Regions from separate parts of the Homo sapiens genome. Here region 1 is linked to region 2. Evidence: read pairs that join two places in POLR2A ChIA-PET (ENCODE). Cell type or tissue: B cell. All regions are shown on one strand. Links, peaks and the distances in the headings refer to the core of each region. The heading gives the core; the rest is flanking DNA. Region 1 has its middle 46 kb from the start of ATF7IP2. Region 2 overlaps SNX29 (sorting nexin 29).

Region 1 (10,567 bases), core at 1,771-9,770, 1.7 Mb before region 2:
TCAGGGTTTTTATGCATTGCAATTTGGGAGAAACAAATCTAGCAAGTAGCTAAAACGTGTTTCAGCCAGGCAAGACTCTAGGCAGGGGTTTCTAAAGGTTTACTGCAAGTTTACCTAAGCGGAAGACAGTAGCACAGTCTGTGATTGACACATGACCTGTCAACCTCAAAGGGAGAAGCTGAGACAATATTAATATAAAGTTTATTTGGGTCAAGGTTGAGGGCAGCAGTCCAGGACACACTTCCAACTTGCTGTGGGGCGTGCTCCAGAGGACATTAGAGAGGCTGAAGTTTTTAAAGAAAAAATAACCAATGAGGAGAGAGGGTGATTACAAACATTGTTAGGAATTCTCATGGGTTTACAGAAATAACATTGGCTAGTGATTGGCTATATATTGGTGAACTGTAGGGCATTTGGTATTTTAGGGGTACGTGGCCTTAGTTAAGTGTAGAAGCCACACAGCAAGTGGCTTCAAGAGGTGATTATTATTTGGCTGGGTGCAGTGACTCAAGCCTGTAATCCCAGCACTTTGGGAGGTTGAAGTGGGAGGATGACTTGAGCCCAGGAGTGTGAGACCAGCCTGGGCAACATAGGGCGACTATATCTCTGCTGAAAACTTTTTAAAAATTTAGCCGGACATGGTGGTGCACACCTGTAGCCCCAGCTACTCAGGGGTGAAAGCCAGAGGATTGCTTGGGCCTAAGAGTTTGAGACCAGCCTAGACAACACAGTGAGACCCTGTCTCTACAAAAAATTTAAAAATTAGCCATGCATGCTGGTGTGTGCTTGCAGTCCCAGCTACTCAGGAGGCTGAGATGGGAGGATCACTTGAGCCCAGGAGGGGGAGGCTGCAGTGAGCTGTGACGGTGCCACTGCAGTCCAGCCTGGGCCACAGAGGCGGACCCTGTCTCTGAAAAAAAAAAATAAAAAATAAGGTGATTATTAATTCAAAGGGAAGTAACCTAACTGCTGTTTCATTTCAATGCCTCTTTGGCCTGATGGCTTAAAGGGGCCTGTATTCCTTGAATAAAACATTTCTTCTTGTTTTTTTCATTTGTTTGTTTTTTCCTCCCCCTATAGGCCAGCTGACAGCTTAGAAAGACTCTAGGCCATGATCAGCTTAAAATTCAGCACAGCTGTGTCTTCAGGAGGTTCGTGATCTGCCCCAGTGTGAGCAGTTCAAACCCAATGAAGCTGCTTCTCCAGAACGTTTGCGATCTGGCCCAGTTCAAACAGGTCAGATCCCTCTGGATCCATATATGACTGAGGGCCAACTTTTGCCCTCCTGGCTCCTTGACAGAGACCTCCGACAAATCATCTCCACGTTGGCTTTCTTTCTTTTTTTTTTTTTTTGAGACGGAGTTTTGCTCGTTTCCCAGACTGGAGTGCAATGGCGCAATCTCGGCTCACCGCAACCTCCGCCTCCTAGGTTCAAGCGATTCTCCTGCCTCAGCCTCCTTAGTAGCTGGGATTACAGGCATGTGCCACAATGCCCAGCTAATTTTGTATTTTTAATAGAGACAGGGTTTCTCCATGTTGGCCAGGCTGGTCTCGAGCTCCCGACCTCAGGTGATCCGCCCACCTCGGCCTCCCAAAGTGCTGGGATTGCAGGCGTGAGCCACCACGCCTGGCCTCCATGTTGGATTTCTTTTCACAGCACTGTGTCAAAATATAGCAGGAATTATTGCAACAGCAACTGTTATTAATCACACCGTAGAGCAAATCATAAGAAAACTGCAAGAACATCTTTTTTTTTTTTTTTTTTTTTTTGAGACAGGGTCTCACTTTGTCTCCCAGGCTGCAGTGCAGTGGCATGATCAGGGTTCCCTGCAGCCTTGACCTCCCAGGCTCAAGTGATTCTTCCACCTTAGCCTCCTGAGTAGCCGGGACTACAGGTGAGCGCCACCAGGTCCTGCGAATTTTTGTAGTTTTCATAGACACAAGATTTTGCCATGTTGTTCAGGCTGGTCTCAAACTCCTGGGCTCAAGCTAACCTCACAAAGTGCTGAGATTAGAAGTGTGAGCCACCATGCCTGGCACCAGAAGATCTTATATGCCATACGTCTTTATATATTCACAGTAGCAATGGGTAAGTATATTCCGGTAACATTTTTCAAAACTTCCCCACCCACAGCCAACCCTCCACCCTTGCTATTCTTTTTTTTTTTTTTTTTTTTTTTTTGAGATGGCATCTCTCTCTGTCACCCAGGGTGGAGTGCAGTGGCGCGATCTTGGCTCGCTGCAACCTCCGCCTCCTGGGTTCACGCCATCCTCCTGCCTCAGCCTCTCCAAGTAGCTGGGACTACAGGCGCCCTCCACCACGCCTGGCTAATCTTATTTTTTTGTGTGTATTTTTAGTAGAGACAGGGTTTCACCGTGGTCTCGATCTCCTGACCTCGTGATCCGCCCGCCTCAGCCTCACAAAGTGCTGGGATTACAAGCATGAGCCACTGCGCCCAGCACTTTTTTTTTTTTTTTTTGAGGCAGAGTCTTGTTCTGTCATCTGGGCCAGAGTGCAGTGGCATGATCTAGGCTCACTGCAACCTCTGCCTCCTGGGTCCCAGTGATTCTCCTGCCTCGGCCTCCCCAGTAGCTGGGATTACAGGCATGCACCACCACACCCAGCTAACTTTTTATATTTTTGGTAGAGATGGGGTTTCACCGCATTGGCCACGCTGGTCTCAAACTCCTGACCTCAAGTGATCCGCCCACCTCAGCCTCCCAAAGGGCTGGGATTACAGGTGTGAGCCACTGCACCTGACCCAAGTTCTTTAAGTGCACTTCCTCTTAAGTGCACTTCCAAAATTCACATCCAAAATAGTTTTAAAACTAAATTGATTTTTTTCCCCAGTGAACTCATTTGGTAGCAAAGCCTGACTTGTGACTATTTATGGTGTGGAGGAGGAAAAACTTTTCCTCTACCCTTTTAGGTTCTTTTGGGTGGTGGGGGGTGTGGCGGACTGCGAATTAAGGTGAAGAAAGCTAGATTAACACGAGAAAAACGGCTTATATGTATGCAATACAGGAGCCAACAAAAGAAGTAGCTTGCAGGCCGGGCGCGGTGGCTCACGCCTGTAATCCCAGCAATTTGGGAGGCTGAGGTGGGTGAATCACCTGAGGTCAGGAGTTCAAGGCCAGCCTGGCCAACATGGCGAAACCCCATCTCCACTAAAAATACAAAAATTAGCTGGGTGTAGTGGCACACACCTGTAATCCCAGCTACTTGGGAGGCCGTGGCAGGAAGACTGCTGCAACCCAGGAGGCAGAGGTTGCAGTGAGCCAGGATCACGCCACTGCACTCCAGCCTAGGCAACAGAGTGAGATTCCGTCAAAAAAAAAAAAAAAAGAAGTAGCTTGCTGACCAGGTGCAGTGGCTCAAGCCTACAATCTAGAAATTTGGGAGGCTGAAGCGGGGAATTGCTTGAGCTCAGAAGTTTGAGACCAGCCCAGGCAATATGGTGAGACCCCATCTTTACAAAAAAAAAAAAAATTAGCTGGCTGTGGTGGCATACACCTGCATCAACTACTGGGGAGGCTGAGGGGTGAAAGGATTGCTTGAGCCTGGGAGGTCGAGGCTGCAGTGAGCCATGATCATGCCACTGCACTCCAGTCTGGATGACAGAGTGAGAATGTCTCAAAAAAAAAAAAGTGGCTTGTACATTAAATGATTAGAGTTAAAGGCTTATACACCTAAGGGAAAAGGGAGGGGAGAGAAAAGGCTCTTATGAGAAGAACAAATAGGTTTCTTTAGGAAAGATAAATAGGATTTTAGGAGAAAAAATGAGAAGTAAAGTCTGCGGTAATGTTTGTTTATGCAGGTGCAAGTGTCTTTCTTGTTCTTGGCTATGATGCTCTCAAAGAGAGAGGGTTTATGGTAGCCTTATTTCCCAGAAGATGCTGCTTTTAGTCAAATGAAGGCAGCTCCCAGAAGGCTTCTTTCCACATCTGTTGAATCTCAAATGTCTTCAGCTTAAAATAATAAGCAAGCTAGGGCTGGCTGTCAGCTGGGAACCCAGCCAGGTCTGGGAGGGAGGGGTTCAGTTCCTTTCCACACCAGCTCTCTGCAGGCTATACGGGCTTCCTCACAGCATGGTGGCTGGGTTCCTAGACCAAGGGACAAGAAGCAAAAGCTGCCCCTGTCTAAAGGTGGGCCCAGAAGCTAGCACAGCATCAATTCTACTTCATTCTAGTGGTTGAGTCATTAAATATGAGTATCCACAGGCCTGGCGGGGTGGCTCACGCCTATAATCCCAACACTTTGGGAGGCCGAGGTGGGCAGATCACGAGGTCAAGAAATCGAGACCATCTGGCCAACATGGTGAAACCCCATCTCTACCAAAAATACAAAAATTAGCTGGGCATGGTGGCATGCACCTGTAGTCCCAGATACTCGGGAGGCTGAGGCAGGAGAATTGCTTGAACCTGGGAGGCGGAGGTTGCGATGAGCTGAGATTGTACCACTGTACTCCAGCCTGGGTGACAGACCGAGAGTCCGTCTCAAAAAAAAAAAAAAAAAAAAAAAAGATCACCAGTCACAGATCTTGATGGGGGCAGGGCCATGGAATTTCAGGATCTGGTTTTAAATTGCCATACGGCCCTATTCATTCTTCAAGTAGAAGTTCCAATACCATCCCTTCCAAGAAGTTTCCTACACTCTTGAAAGAGTGCATGGGACTGGGCACAGTGGCTCATAACTGTAATTGCAGCACTTAGGGAGGCTGAGGTAGGAGGATTGCTTGAGGCTGGCAGTTTGACACCAGCCTAGGGAACATGGCGAGAGCCTGTCTCTACAAAAAATGAAAAGTGAAAATTAGGCTAATTTTGTACACCTGTAGTCCTAGCTACTCAGGAGGCTGAAGTGAGAGGATTGCTTGAGCCCAGGAGTTTGAGGCTGCAGTGTGGTATGATCATACTCCAGCCTGGGTGGTAGAGTGAGACCTTGTCTCTTAAAAAAAAAAAAATCTTCTAAAAAAGTGCAAAGTGCTCCTCCTTTGTGTTTACCTGCAGTGCATAGTGTTACACACATCTTTATAAGGGAACACCTGAGTAGGATTAGTGTGAGCAACAAGGCTGTTTACTTGGGTGCAAGTCGGCTGAGTCTGAGAAAGGAGTCAATGAAGGGTGGTGGGAGTGGAACTGGTTTTATAGGTTTGGGGTAGGAAGAGGAAAGTTACATTTAGGGGCAGTTTTTTTGGGCAGGGGAAGAATGTCATAAGATGCATAGTCATGAGGTAGGGGGAGGTCACAAGGCACCGTATCACAAGGTCGATTGATTAGTTAGGGTAGGGCAGGAACATATGACAATGGTGGAATGTTGCAAATTTGGTTAATCAGTTAAGGCAGGAACTAGCTGTTTCTTCTTCTTTAGTGGTTCTCTTGTTGCTCCAGGCTTTGTGACTCCAGGAGGCCTGTATGTGTGGGTCACAGGGGTCACAATGGCTTGACCATGGTGTAGCCCATTCAGAGGACCTTACATGTAGAGAACCTTACTTTTTTAAGAATTAACTTTAAGGTGGTATTGAAGCAGAAGACATAAAAAGAAAAACAAGTTTTCCTGTACTAGGCTGACTCACTCAAAGGCCCAGCAATGGGCAGGGCTCTGTTGGGACTTTGATAGCACTATCTACAGAGGCAGGGCCCAGAAGGGATGGGATCCAGAGCCTCTCCCTCCCATCCCAGAGCAGGGATGAAGAAAACAAGTTTTTCTTTCAGCTTCCCCCTTCAGATTCTTCCCCCTTACCGTTGTTCCTTGTTCTGTTCTCATAATTATTTTTGCAAGTTTTGTAAGTTCCTGTTTTTCCCTTCTGTGCAGCACGGCAAGGTCACAAGATAAGTTTGAGTTCTAAAACCTATCACTGTTTGACAAACTGCCTTTGTTCTGCTTCTGTAAGCTCGCTTGCCTGCTCTACAGGTTTCGCGCCATCAAACCGGCCAACCCCATTTCAGATGCATGTATAAAAGTCAAGCCCTGTCTTTGCTCAGGGCTCAGCCTTTGGATGTTAATCCACTGGGCTGGTGCTCACCTAATAAAATCCTCATGTCCCACCCATTGGTCTCTCCTGTCCCTTGATTCCTGCAACAGTGTAACTTATAATAAAATTCCCCTATTTTGGCTGGGCACAGTGGCTCATGCCTGTAATCCCAGCACTTTGGGAGGCTGAGGTGAGTAGGTCACCTGGGGTCAGGAGTTTGAAACCAGCCTGGCCAACATGGTGAAACCCCATCTCTGCTAACATACAAAAATTAGCCAAGTGTGGTGGCAGGCACCTGTAATCCCAGCTACTTGGGAGGCTGAGGCACAAGAATGGTTTGAACCTGGGAGGCGGAGGTTACAGTGAGCCAAGATAATGCCACTACACTCCAGACTGGGCAACCGAGCAACACTCTGTCACAAAAAAAAAAAAAAAAAAAAAAAAAAACCTATTTTAAAAAGTATACAGGTCAGGTGTGGTGGCTTACACCTGGAATCCCAGCACTTTGGGATGCCAAGGCAGGTGGATCACTTGAGGTCAGGAGTTCAAGACCAGACTGGCCCACATGGTAAAACCCCATCTCTACTAAAAATTACCAAAAAAATATTAGCCAGGCATGGTGGTGCATGCTTGTAGTCCCAGCTACTTGGGAGGCTGAGACAGGAGAATTGCTTGAACCTGGGAGGTAGAGGTTTCAGTGAGCTGAGATCACACCACTGCACTCCAGCCTGAGCAACAGAATGACACTCTGTCTCAAAAAAAACAAAAGTGTACCATTTCGTGGGTTTGACAAATGTGTACACCTGTGTAATAGCCACCACAATCAAGATACAGACTATTTCTATTACCCCAGAAAGTTATCTCAGGCCCTATAGGAAATGTCTTATGTCTTTTTTTAAAAATTCTTTTTTTTTCTATTCTTTTTTTCACTCTTGTTGCACTGGCTGGAGTACAATGGCTCAAAGTTGACTCACCGAAACCTCCGCCTCCCGGGTTCAAGTGATCTCCTGCCTCAGCCTCCCAAGTAGCTGGGATTACAGACATGTTCCACCACACCCAGCTAATTATTTTTAGCTCTGTTGCCCAGGCTGGAGTGCAGTGAAGCAATCTCGGCTCACTGCAACCTCTGCCTCCTGGGTTCAAGCGATTCTCCTGTCTCAGCCTCCTGAGTAGCTGGGATTCCAGTCACCCACCACCACACCCAGCTAATATTTGTATTTTTAGTAGCCATGGGGTTTCTCCATGTTGGCCAGGCTGGTCTCAAACTCCTGACCTCAGGTGATCCGCCTAACTTGGCCTCCCAAAGTGCTGGGATTATAGGCATGAGCCACCACACCCAGAGATAACATCACTATTATAGTGCCTAAGATTGTAAATGTTTTTCATACTTTTGCATTCTGACAATCAATTGACCCTACCTGGACCTGTGACTCATGACTCAACCAGTCCTGTGGCCCTCAGCCAGAGGCAGACTGAGTGCAAGAGGACCGTTTTTCATACCGCTATGATTTCATCGCCCACCAATCAACAACACCCATTCCCTAGCCCCGCTGCCCACCAAATTATCCATTAAAACACAACCTCTGAGTTCTCAGGAAGGCTGATTTGACTCATAATCTCTGGGCTGCATTCCCAGATGGTTAAGGCATTCTAAGTCACAGGATGAGACAGGAGCTCAACACAAAATACAGGTCATAAAAACTTTGCTGATAAAACAGTTTGCAGTAAAGGAGCTGGCCAAAACCCAGCAAAACCAAAATGGTGATGAGAGTGACCTCTGGTCATCCTCACTGCTACACTCCCACTAGCGCCATGACAGTTTACAAATGTCATGGTAATGTCAGGAAGTTGCCCTATATGGTCTAAAAAGGGGAGGCATGAATAATCCACCCCTTGTGTAGCATATTATCAAGCAATAACCATAAAAATGGACAACCAGCAGCTTTCACAGCTGGTCTGTCTACAGAGTAGCCATTCTTTTATTCCTTTACTTTCTTAATAAATTTGCTTTTACTTTGCTGTGCGGACTCTCCCTGAATTCCTTCTTGCGTGAGATCCAAGAACCCTCTCTTGGGGTCTGAATCGGGACCCCTGTGCTGTAATGCCCCACTGCCACACAGCCTCTTCCATAGAAACTGAAGTTCCTCCATCTGCCTAAGATCTAGACCCCCCACAGAGAACAATTGGTTTTTCTTTCTCTCCCTTTAAGGCTAATAATTTAACCACACCTGAACAGTATAATGACTGTCTGCAAGGATCATTTAAATCATAAAGAGAATTGTTTAGAAGTTAATCTATGCTCCACTCATTCTTCCTAGTAACCACTCCACCAAATTCCTCCTATCCTCCCTCCCATCACCTGTTTTACCAGGATCCAAGCTCATATTCTCTCTGTAACCTCAAGATGAAATAGAAGCCTTTTTACTTCACTGGGATGTCAGATCTTCATTTTGAAAGCTCTCATGTAAGGCTGAAGCAGGAGATATAAAAAGAAAACATGAATTTTTGCTTTAGGCAGCTCCCCACCCACTCCCTGCTATTGCACCCTGTTCTGTAAGTTCTGTAGGCTTGTAAATTCCTGTGTTCCGCAGCTGGTTTCTGTAAGTACCTGGTCTCCATCAAGGCAGCACAGCGAAGGTCACAAGATAAGCTTGAGCAAGCCTAGATTGCAGCCATCTGGGCACCACAGTGAAGGTCCCAAGATAAGCCTGAGCAAACCTAAATTACAGCCATATGGGCCATACAGCAAGGGTCAGATGACATGCCTAAGTGAGCCTGACTTGCAAGCCTGTTACTGTTGATAAACGGTCCCTGTTCTGTTTCTGTAAACTTGCTTTCACACCACTGCATTTTGCGCCACTGTAAGCTTGTTTCAAACTAGCCAACCACCCTTCAGATGCATGTACAAAAGTCAAGCCGTCTTTGTTCGCAGCTCAGTCTTTTGGATGCAAATCCACTGAGCTGGTGCGCACCTTAATAAAATCCTTCCGTCCCACCCATTGGTCTCTCTGGTCTCCTGATTCCTGCAACAAGGCTAGGCAAGGTGGCTCTTGCCTGTAATCCCAGCACTTTGGGAGGCCAAGGCAGGTGGATCAGCTGAGGCCAGGAGTTCGAGACCAGCCTGGACAACATGGTGAAACCCTGTCTCTACTAAAAATACAAAACTTAGACCAGTATGGTGGTGCGCACCTGTAATTCCAACTACTCAGGAGGCTGAGGCAGGACAATCACTTGAACCCAGGAGATGCAGGTTGCAGTGTGCTGAGATTGTACCATTGCACTCCAACCTGAGTAACAAGAGTGAAACTTCATAAAAAAAAAACAAGAAGGCTCCTTGGTATATGTGTTAAATAAATGTGTATGCCTTTTCTCCCACTTCTCAAACTACCTCATGTCAGAGATTTTTCAGCAAGCCTTTAAGGGACAAAGTGCCTTGGCCTTGGAGTGATACAGCTGCAGATCAAGGAATGCCAAGGAACACCTGGAGCCACCTTTCTAGAAGAGGTGAGGAAGGATCCTCCCCTGAGGCCTTCAGAGCAAGCATGGCCCGACCAACACCTTGAATGCAGACTCCAAGCCTTCTAAACTGTAAGAGAATACATTTTTGTTTTTTCAGGTCACCCCATTTGTAGTAATTTGTTATGGTTGCCCTAGGAAATGAATATGTTACCAGAAAGAGGTCCCAATCCAGACCCCAAGAGAGGCTTCATGGAATTTAAGCAAGAAAGAATTTGGGGTGAGTCCACAGAGTAAAGTGAAAGTAAGGGAATAGGCCCAGCACGGTGGTTCATGCTGTAATCCCAGCATTTTGGGAGGCCGAGGCAGGTGGATTGCTTGAGCTCAGGAGTTTGAGACCAGCCTGGCCAACATGGTGAAACCCTATCTCTACTAAAACACAAAAATTAGCCAGGCATGGTAGCAGGAGCCTGTAATCCCAGCCACTCTGGTGGCTGAGGCAGGAGAATCACTTGAACTCGGGTGGCAGAGGTCGCAGTGAACTAAAATTGTGCCACTGCACTCCAGCGTGGGTGATCGAGTGAGACCTTGTCTCAAAAAAAAAAAAAAAAAAAAAAAGTAAAGGAATATAAGGATAACTACTGCCTAGACAGAACAGGGTGTTCCCAAAAGCAAGAGAAGGAAGGTGCCCACCTTAGGTACAATGCCTGTTTATATATAAGACAAGCCAAAAAATCAAGGGGGAGATTTTCTCTAATGCAAGCTCTTGTGACAAAGAATTGTTAACCTTTGTGTAACTACAGACTTTTGCAATAATCTATTTATTTATTTATTTATTTATTTATTTATTTATTTATTTAAGACACATTCTTGCTTTGTCACCCAGGCTGGAGTGCAGTGGTGCAATCTTAGTTCACTGCAACTTTCACCTCCCAAGTTCAAGTGATTCTCATGTCTCAGCCTCCCCAGTAGCTGGGACTACAGGCGAGCACCACCACACCTGGCTAATTTTTGTGTTTTTAGTAGAGTCAGGGTTTCACTGTGTTGGCCAGGCTGGTCTCGAATTCCCGAGCTCAAGTGATCTGCCTGCCGTGGCTTCCCGAAGTGCTGGGATAACAGGCATGAGCCACTGTGCCCAG
Region 2 (10,567 bases), core at 1,252-9,251:
GTCTCTACTTAAAATACAAAATTAGCCAGGCATGGTGGCACATGCCTGTAATCCTAGCTAAGCAGGGAGGCTGAGGCAGGAGAAGTGCTTGAACCCAGGAGGCGGAGGTTTTGGTGAGCCGAGATTGCGCCATTGCGTTCCAGCCTGGGCAACAAGAGCGATACTGTCTCAGAAAAAAAAAAAAAAAAAAGCAATAATAATAGTTATAGTTTGTGACTACTTTTGCTACATTTTATTTATGTTGATTCCTAGTCCTCAGAAGGAGCAGAAGTATTACCCTTTCTTTTTTTTTTTGAGACAGGGTCTTGCTCTGTTGCTCAGCCTGGAGTACAGTGGTGTGATCATGGTTCACATCAGCCTCAACCTCCCAGGCTCAAGATCTTCCCATCTCAGCCTCCTGAGTAGCTAAGACTACAGATGCAAGCCACCATACCTGGCTAATTTTTGTATTTTTTGTAGAGATGGGGTCTCACTATGTTGCCCAGGCTGGTCTCAAACTTGTGGACTCAAGTGATCCTCCCACCTTGGCCACCCAAAGTGTTGGTATTACAGGTATGAGCCACACTGTGCCTGGGTTATCCCTTTTTTACTGATGAGAAAACAGATTCAGAGAGGCAAAATGCCATAGCCTACGTTAGACGTTTTGGAACGGCTAGAGTTCCATGACTTGTTCTTTCTCCCTTGTGTGCTATTTAGTGACTAAATGGTTTTTGAGGCTGAGTTTAAAAAAAAAAATTATTCTCCTCTACCTCAGTGGGATTCCTTCTTAATATCAGAGACCTGGTCTTACCTTTGAAATGTATTTGGGTAAAGGTGGCACCACCTTCATGTTGGAAAGGCCACATCATTGTCCCTATTCTGTGAGAAAGTTGAATCTCGGCTGGATGCAGTGGCTCACGCCTATAATCCCAGCCTTTTGGGAGGCTGAGGCAGGCGAATCACTTGAGGTCAGGAGTTCAAGACCAGCCTGGCCAACATGGCAAAACCCCGTCTCTACTAAAAATACAAAAATTAGCCAGGCGTGGTGGTGCCCACCTGTAATCCCAGCTACTCGGGAGGCTGAGACAGGAGAATCGCTTGAACCCAGGAGGCAGAGGTTGCAGTAAGCCGAGATCACACCGTTGCAATGCAGCCTGAGTGAGAGAGTAAGACTCTCTCAAAAAAATAATTAAAAAGAAGAAGAAAGTTGAATCTCAAGAGGGAAAGTCAGCGAACATTTAAAAATAACTTAGGACTGACAAGATAGATGAGTTGCCTCCCTTCCTCACCGCTGATAGCTGGCCCGGCCCTGGAGTTGAGCTCAAATCCACTCACTTCCCTCCAACTCCTCTCCTGGCCCGCGGTCCCCATCACCAGCATCTCACAGCATGGCCGCTGCAGCCTTAGGCTCTTCCCATTCGTTCTTGTCCTGCTTCCACCACATTGAATGCAGAATGCAGATTCCCTCACCTCATGCTCCCTTGAAACCTCCCAGCTGCCTTGTCTTTGCTCTTGGGAGAAAGACCCACGTCCTTAACACAGCCTGGAGGCCTCACATGCCCTGCTCTCTGATCCAGCCATCTGCCCTTTTTCTCCTTTTGTTTTTAAAGCTTTTCACTACTTTTTCTTTCTTTTTTTGAGATGGAGTCTCGCTCTGTCACCCAGGCCGGAGTGCAGTGGCGCTATCTCGGCTCCCTGCAAGCTCTGCCTCCCAGGTTCACGCTGTTCTCCTGCCTCAGCCTCCCATGTAGCTGGGACTACAGACGCCCGCCACCATGCCCAGCTAATTTGTTTGTATTTTTAGTAGAGATGGGGTTTCACCGTGTTAGCCAGGATAGTTTTGATCTCCTGACCTTGTGATCCGCCCGCCTCGGCCTCCCAAAGTGCTGGGATTACAGGCGTGAGCCACTGCGCCTGGCCTGCTTTTCGCTACTTTTTCAAGGAAATTTTTTTTTCTTTTTTTGAGATGGAGTTTCGCTCTTGTTGCCCAGGCTGGACTGCAATGGCGCGATCTTGGCTCACCGCAACCTCTGCCTCCTGGGTTCAAGCGATTCTCTTGCCTCGGCCTTCCAGGTAGCTGGGATTACAGGTGTGTACCACCATGCCTGGCTAATTTTGTATTTTTAGTAGAGACAGTATTTCTCCATGTTGGTCAGGCTGGACCTGAACTCCCGACCTCAGGTGATCCTCCCGCCTCGGCCTCCCAAAGTGCTGGGATTACAGGCATGAGCCACCGCACCCGGCCTGGATCATTTTTGACTTACAAAAATGACAGCTTGTTCAAAATAGTTAAAAACAATATGTTTTTCGTATGCCTCTCTTTTTTAAAAGAGTGTGCAGATATCAGGCTCAGAGCCGTCCTCTGGCCATGGCAGAGAGTCAAAATTTATTACATTAATTGTATTTAGTTTTTTTTTTTTTTTTCTTTTTTAACTTGAGATGGAGCCTTGCTCTGTCGCACAGGCTGGAGTACAGTGGCGCAATCTCAGTTCACTGCAACCTCCACCTCCCGGGTTCAAGCGATTCTCTTGACTCAGCCTCCCTAGTAGCTGGGACTATAGGTGCGCGCCTCCAGGCCTGGGTAATTTTTGTATTTTTAGTAGAGACGGGGTTTCACTATGTTGGTCAGGCTGGTCTTAAACACCTGACCTCAAGTGATCCACCTGCCTCAGCCTCCCAAACTGGTGGGATTACAGGCATGAGCCACTGCGCCCGGCCTATGTTTAGTTTTAAGGCTACTGTTTTTATGTCATATGATGCTAGTTTACCATTTACAACTGTGATGGAGCTTTCCATTTTTTAAATTTTAAAATAATTTTTAAACAGGTGTATGTAACTGAACAAAGTGAGTCAAATTCAAGACAAATAAGTAAATAATAGTACATATCCTTACACCGAAAAAAAGCTGCCAAGGTGTTGGTGGATGAGTAATGTTTCGAGTAGAGACAGTGCTAGCAGGACAGAGCAGACCATTGCTGGATTTGGGAGCCTAAATGGTGCACCGTATTTTGCCAAAATACAAAATCCAAGGTGGATGTGTGTGAGCATGTTTTTGTATGTGTGTGTGGGTATGTGTGTGAGAGATATATATATGTATACATGTATATATATATTTTTATATGTGTGTGTGTATATATGTGTGTGTGTGTGTGTGTGTATATATATATATGTATATTTGATCTTGTGAGAGACGGACACCGTGAGATGCTGCCATCTTCACATGGAACATAAAACAGTATTGACATTAGGGGAAATGCAGGCGAGACTTGTTTTTTCCTTCAGATGGAGTCCTGAGAAGCCTCCCCAGGAGGAAGTGGTGGCAGCCGCTGGGCTCTGAAATGCGCGCTTCTCTTTGTTGGTGGTGTTTTCTAGCTCTGTTTTTCTCTAGGAACAAAGACTCGTTCTTATGGTTCATTGAAATTATTCCATGTTCTTTCAGTCAGACTGGCCTGTGAAGAAGCTTTAAGATATCTTTGGAATATTTTGCCCTCTAGAAATAATGGCCCAGGAGCTTTGTAGGCCCTAGAAGTTACCTCAAAGACTAGAAACGTGATTGTTCCGCCAAGGCGTCTTTGTCCCATACGGAATCAGAGGACGTGATCTGGAAGTTTTCCCTTCAAATTATGAACAGGAATGCTAACGGGGGCAGTGGAATCAGCATGGGCTTTGGAGCTTGGCATTTGAATCCTGGGTTTGCCAGTTCTGGGTTGTGTTGCGATTTTGGGCAAGTTTCTTTCTTGCACCTCAATATCCTCAACTCTGAAATGGGTAGTATAATGGTATTCACTTCAGAGGGTTGTTATGAGTCAGTTCATGTGCAACCCTTAAAACATTGCCTGGCAGGTAGTAAGTTTCCAGTAATTGTTAGCTGTTGTGATTTTCATTATAAGGATATGTAAGGTGTTTTGACACTTGGTAGACATTTACCACACACTCACACACTGGATCTCTTTGCCATATGGGTGGCAGTGAGTTGGCTTCAGGTATTCATCTGCATTTAGAAGTTGTTAATTATGGCCAGGTGCAGTGGCCCGCACTTGTAATCTCAAGCCCTTTGAGAGGCCAAGGTGGGAGGATCACTTGATCCCAGGAGTTCGAGACCAGCCTGGCCAACATGGCGAAACCCCATGTCTACAAAAAAACCAAAAATTAGCTAGCCAGGTGCGGTGGTGCAGGCCTGTGGTCTCAGCTACTCAAGAGGCTGAAGCGGGAGGATCACTTGAGCCTAGGAGGTCGAGGCTGCAGTGAGTCATCAACCCGCCATTGCACTCTAGCCTGGGCGATGTGAGACCTCGTCTCAAAACAAACAAACAAACAAACAAGAAATTGCTCTTTTTAATGAACTTTCAGGTGACTGTCAGAAGAAATCATAGGAGAGCATTTCTTCTCCTTTCAAAGCATGCAGAAAAGAATGATTTGTTTTGGTGATTTTTTTTTTTTTAACCTTTTGAGGAATTAGAATCAGTTTTGGACTTTTCAGGAAGCTAAAAACCAAAACCAGCTGCCCTTTGTTGTTCCTGATGTTATTCTTAATGCAGTTGAAAACTGTCACGTGTATCCCCCAGAGGACTTACGAAACGGAATGGCTTTTTCAGGCTTTTTTTTCTCTTTTAAATATCTCTGAATGTTTGTCATGTGATTTTTATGTTCCCTGCATCACAAGTTTCTTACCAGCCTCTAACTAGTTTGAGGTGTTGACTGGATGTTACGATTCTTGTCATCCTGACCAAAAATCCTGGGGTTCATTAATTGGACTCTCCCCCTCCCTTACCCCAAGTACTTTATTTCCACTTTGAGGCTCTGTAGTAGACAGTCCATATTGCATACTCTTTTATTTTACTGCTTGATTAAATGAATTGCTTGGGGTTTTTTTTTTTTTTTTTTTGAAAAAAGATTATTTCTAGCAATGGGGAACCTCCAGGACGTTTAACAAATCTAAGCCCATTTTTATATCTGATTTTTTTTTTTTTGAGACAGGATCGCACTCTGTCGCCCAGGCTGGAGTGCAGTGGCGTGATCTTGGCTCACTGCAACCTCTGCCTCCCAGGTTCTAGCGATTCTTGTGCCTCAGCCTCCGAGTAGCTGGGATTTTAGGGGTGTGTCACCACACCCAGCTAATTTTTGTGTTTTTAGTAGAGACGGGGTTTAACCATGTTGGCCAGGCTGTTCTCAAACTCCTAACCTCAGGTGATCCACCCTTCTTGGCCTCCCAAAGTGCTGGGATTATAGGCGTGAGTCACTATGCCTGGCCCTGAACCTATTTTTATATCTAAATTTAAATTAATATTTGTCTTACTTATATTGATAGTTGTTGAGAAATACTGCCTAGGCCATAATAAACATTATGTTAGCACCGTCATCTTCGTCATGAACCTGACAGTGGAGAGAGGTGGTGAGCATGGGGTGTGAGCTTTGGTGTCAGATATACTTACCTTCATGCCTCCTTCAGCCACAAATCACCAGTTACCAGCTGTGTAATTTTGGACTGACTTAGCTCCTTTAAACCTCGCATGCACCATCTGGAAAATCAGATAATAATAATGATACTCACTTGCTAGGGTTATAGTCAGGATTAGCTGTAATAATATTTGCTTGGTACACCCAGTTAAAACGTAATAAACTCAAAACTTTTTTTTGTATGACTAGACATACCTGTGTTTTTTGACAATTACTAGTAACTGAAGGTTGGAGGGATTGCCTCATTAATTCCTTCATTCAACAGGTATTTATTTATAGAGTACTATGTTGGCATTGGCGATGCAAATTGGATGAGATGGTTGCTGTCTTCAAGAAATTCAAAACTGAATCTGGGAGTTGGACATGTAAATTGTGGGCAATTATGGTGACCTGTAATAAATATTAGTTGTCATAGGGCGACAGCAGGGTTGTTAGCGGTCAAATAGGTGGGATAGGAATTTTAGGCAGAGGGAATAGCAGATGTGAAAGTGCAGGGATGTGGGGCAAAGTGGTGGGGTGCATGAATGAGTGTTGTTTGGTTTGGGAGATCAGTTGGAAAGTCAGCAGGTTCTTCTCTGCTATCACAGGGAAGTATTGGAATGCCATCAGTTAGGGCAGTATTTCTTTTGTTTATTTTTTATTTTTGAGACAGAGTTTTGCTTTTGTTGTCCAGGCTGGAGTACAGTGGTGCAGTCTTGGCTCACTGCAACCTCCGCCTCCCACGTTCAAGTGATTCTCCTGCCTCAGCCTCCCGAGTAGCTGGGACTACAGGCGCCTGCCCCCATGCCTGGCTAATGTTTGTATTTCTCGTGGAGATGAGGTTTCACCATGTTGGCCAGGCTGGTCTTAAACTCCTGACCTCGTGATCTGCCCGCCTCGGCCTCCCAAAGTGCTGGGATTACAGGCGTGAGCCACCGTGCCTGGCAGGGCATTATTTCTTAAACTTAGGCCATTGTGTACCATTTTCACCATTTTTGCCATTTCTATGTTCCATCTGAGCCAGAGGTTGGCTTGAGGTGGAATTCCAAGGCACTGTCTACTCTGGTCTGGTGCTGGTTATATTTTTTCCTGACACACATAAATGTTTATCTGGGTTTCCCTAAAATCGTGTCATGTACTGTGTACCTACAGCGTAGTATGGTACCAATTGGGAAAAAAGAAAGAAAATGACAAAGTCACATTTGCATTTCAGGTAGATAGCTTCTGCCCAGGATGCATGGGTTGGGGTGGGTGGAGGAGTGGAGGTGGGTGGGGTGAGATGGAATCTGGGAGAACCGGGGTTGGAGGGCAGAGTGAAGCAGGGACTGGGGAAGAGACAGAAGGATTGAGGTTTGGGACTGAGCCTTGATGAGATTCAGTGATTACCCAGATGTGGAGGTTGAGAAATAATGTCATGGCTCTACCATGGAAGCTTTGCATAAAACAGCAAAGCCAAATAGCCAGCAAACATATATTAGGAAAATAAAGACACCGAAATTCACTAGTAGTCAAGGAAATGCAAATTAAAGCAACAGTGAGCTGCCTACTTTTCACCCATCAGACTGACAAAACCTCAAAACAACAGTCAAGATTATTGTTAGTGGCCAGGCACGGTGGTTCACGCCTGTAATCCCAGCACTTTGGGAGGCTGAGTGGGGGACAGATTGCTTGAGGCCAGGAGTTCGAGACCAGCCTGGCCAACATAGTGAAACCCTGTCTCTACTGGGGGAAAAAAAAAAAAATATATATATATATATATATATATATATATATATATATATATCGAGAGAGGAGAAAAGGGTGGTCTCATGCACTGCTGGCCAGAAAGCAGGAATGAAAAGAAATATATATTGGTTTTTAAATTATTTATTTTTATTTATTTATTATTTATGTATTTAATTTTGTGATGGAGTCCCGCTGTGTTGCCCAGCCTGGAGTGCAGTGGCATAATCTTGGCTCACTGCAACCTCTGCCTCCCAGGTTCAAGTGATTCTCCTGTCTCAGCCTCCCGAGTAGCTGGGATTACAGGTACATGCCGCCATACCCGGCTAATTTTTTTTGTTTTGTATTTTAGTAGAGATGGGTTTCACCGTGTTGCCCAGGCTGGTCTTGAACTCCTGAGCTCAGGCAATCTACCCGCTTCGGCCCCCCAAAGTGCTAGGATTACAGGCATAAGCCACCGTGCCTGGCCTTTATTTTTATTTATTAAGAAAATGTTTTTAAAGACGGGTCTTGTTATATTGCCCAGGCTGGCTTTGAACTCCTGGCCTCAAGTGATCCTCCCTCCTCAAACTCCCAAATAGCTGAGACTCCAGGTGCATGCCACTGTGCCTGGCTGAGTTTTTATTTTTTTAAAGCAAGCTTTTGGTTTGAATTTTTTGTTCTCTCAGGCTGTGGACTTTGACCAGACTTGGAGATCCCATTGACTATTGGCTTCATGTGATTTCTCGTGTCTCATTTATTCACGCCTGCATCCAGGGGCTCTTGTTTTTCTCCATTCTCTTTTTCCGTTTTGATTTACTGGCTCCTGCAGCAGATTCCTTCTCAGTGCCAGCACCTGTTCCTGATTTTGTCATTCCTCATCCGCCAAGAGTATCCAGGCAGCATTTGCATCTAGACCAAGAGTTGGAGATCTGTCTATACCAGGGAGGACAATTATTGTTTATATTAGTAACATTTGGAAATTATCAGAGCCGGGCGCGGTGGCTCATGCTTGTAATCCAAGCACTTTGGAAGGCCGAGGAGCACAGATCACCTGAGGTCAGGAGTTGGAGACCCGCCTGACCAACATAGAGAAACCCTGTCTCTACTAAAAATACAAAATTAGTTGGGCGTGGTGGTGCATGCCTGTAATCCTAGCTTCTCAGGAGGCTGAGGCAGAAGAATTGCTTGAACCTGGGAGCCAGAGGTTGTGGTGAGCCGAGATCATGCCATTGTACTCCAGCCTGGGCAACAAGAATGAAGCTCCGTCTCAAAAAAAAAAAAAAAAAAGAAAAGAAAAAGAAAATCATCAGAAATTATGATTTACCATTTAAAGATAGGTTATTTTTCCATTTTCTGGTTCCTCTGTACAAAGATTAATTTGATTATTTGTATGTACCTTTCTGCTATTCTCAAACCTTCACACTTATGGTACCTTGAAAACTGCTGCCTTGTGAGTTATCACTGTTGCAAAGCATGAATTTTTTTCTTTTTACTTTTTGGTCAACTATTTTTTTTGGGGGAGAGGGGGAGGGTCCCGTTTTTTCTGTCCTGTATGTTTTCCTTCCCTTTGGGTTGCTTATGTTAATGACCAAGAATTATTTGTTCTATATTTTTCCATGCGTACACAATTATTTACAGATAAAATAGCCATGTATATATACACATATATGTAGCCTTATTGCCATTGTTTTACAAAAATAGAATCATACATAATGCTGTGCATTTTTATTTTTTATCTTGGTACTCCTGCACTGAAACATTTCCAAGTTATAGTTCTTTTTTTTTAATTTTTTATATTTTTTGGAGATGGTGTCTCACTCTGTCGCCAGATTGGAGTGCTGTAGTGCGATCTCAGCTCACTGAAACTCTCTGGTTCAAGTGATTCTCCTGCCTCAGCGTCCGGAGTAGCTGGGATTACAGGCACGCACCACCATGCCTGGCTAATTTTTGTATTTTAGTAGAGATGTAGTTTCCCTATGTTGGCCAGGATGGTCTTGATCTCCTGACCTCGTGATCTGCCCGCCTCAGCCTCCCAAAGTGCTGGGATTATAGGCGTGAGCCACCGTGCCTGGTCTTTTTTTTTTTTTTCCGAGACGGAGTCTTGCTCTGTCGCCCAGGCTGGAGTGCAGTGATGCGATCTTGGCTCAGTGCAAGCTCCGCCTCCCGGGTTCACACCATTCTCCTGTCTCAGCCTCCTGAGTAGCTGGGACTACACGCGCCCGCCACCGTGCCCGGCTAACTTTTTGTATTTTTAGTAGAGATAGGGTTTCACCGTGTTAGCCAGGATGGTCTCGATCTCCTGACCTCGTGATCTGCCCACCTTGGCCTCCCAAAGTGCTAGGATTACAGGCGCCTGAGCCACTGTGCCCAGCCTCCAAGTTATAGTTCTAATGATTCTTTTTATTTATTTATTTTTTTTGGGACAGAATGTCGCTCTGTCACCCAGGCTGAAGTGCAGTGGTGCAATCTTGGCTCACTGCAACCTCCACTTCCCAGGTTCAAGCAATTCTCCTGTCTCAGCCTCCTGAGTAGCTGGGATTACAGGCGCCCGCCACCACGCCCGGCTAATTTTTGTGTTTTTATTAGAGACGGGATTTCACCATGTTGGCCAGGCTGGTCTCAAATTCCTGACCTCAAGTGATCTGCCCACCTTGGCCTCCCAAAGTGCTGGGATTGCAGGTGGGAGCCACTGCCCCCGCCCGGCTAATAATTCTTTTTAAAAGGCTACATTGCATTGCATGTTGCAGATGTACAAACAGTTGCCTGTGGAATACTGACTTTGTTTCTGATTTTTACTATGATGGACAATGAAGCAATAGACATTCTTAAGCATCATTTTTTTTTTAATATACTGAGGATTTTATATTTCTGGTATAGGTTTCCAGGAGTTGGGTTGCTGAGTCAGAGAGCAGCCTCTGGCTTTCGAAACATTTCTACCAGTAGTTCATAAGTCTACCTTTTTCTTTCTTGCCAACAATAATTTCACTGGCACAAGAGTGTCATTGCTAGGTTGTATGGTATTTGCATAGTTAGTTTTATCTAGAGCGGCTGTACCATTTTGCGTTCCCACCAGTAGTGTGGCAGTGATCCAGTTTCTCTGTGTCCTTGCTAGCATTTGATTTTGTCATGACTTTGTATTTTAGCCATTCTGATAGGTGTGTAGTTGTGTCTTATTGTGGTTTGAATTTGCATTTCCCTAATGACTAATGATGTTGGACATCTTTTCCTGTGCTTGTTGGCCATCTGCATATCCCTTTTGGTGAGCTGTCTGTTCATTTCTTGTTCATTTTCTTGCTGTTAGGGCTTTTATTTTTATAGGGTGATTTCCTAGAAGTGGGATTGCTGGGTCAAAGGGTTATGCACCTTAAAAAAAATTATACTGGCCGAACACAGTGGCTCATACCTATAATTCTAGCACTTTGGGAGGCCAGGGCAGGAGGATTGCTTA

The links. Peaks named below come from ENCODE experiments on the same cell type or tissue, not always from the same donor. Only the 100,000 strongest peaks of a DNase experiment are listed, where the experiment ranks them.
Region 1: POLR2A ChIA-PET joins it to region 2 with 7 read pairs; 1 of 35 experiments calls an interaction of 5 or more read pairs at or near these places.

What each region holds. Positions count from the first base shown.
Region 1 is chr16:10,334,631-10,345,197 of GRCh38, forward strand. No RefSeq gene overlaps it. Among named protein-coding and RNA genes, the nearest start is that of ATF7IP2, 46 kb to the right of the region's middle. In B cell, for the core only: no CTCF peak of the experiment used is centred there; a DNase peak (open chromatin) is centred at 5,871; H3K27ac peaks cover 1,102 bases.
Region 2 is chr16:12,006,345-12,016,911 of GRCh38, forward strand. All of the region lies in intron 3 of SNX29 (sorting nexin 29), which reads left to right. Among named protein-coding and RNA genes, the nearest start is that of SNX29, 35 kb to the left of the region's middle. In B cell, for the core only: no CTCF peak of the experiment used is centred there; DNase peaks (open chromatin) are centred at 3,307 and 4,587; H3K4me3 peaks cover 790 bases; H3K27ac peaks cover 6,954 bases.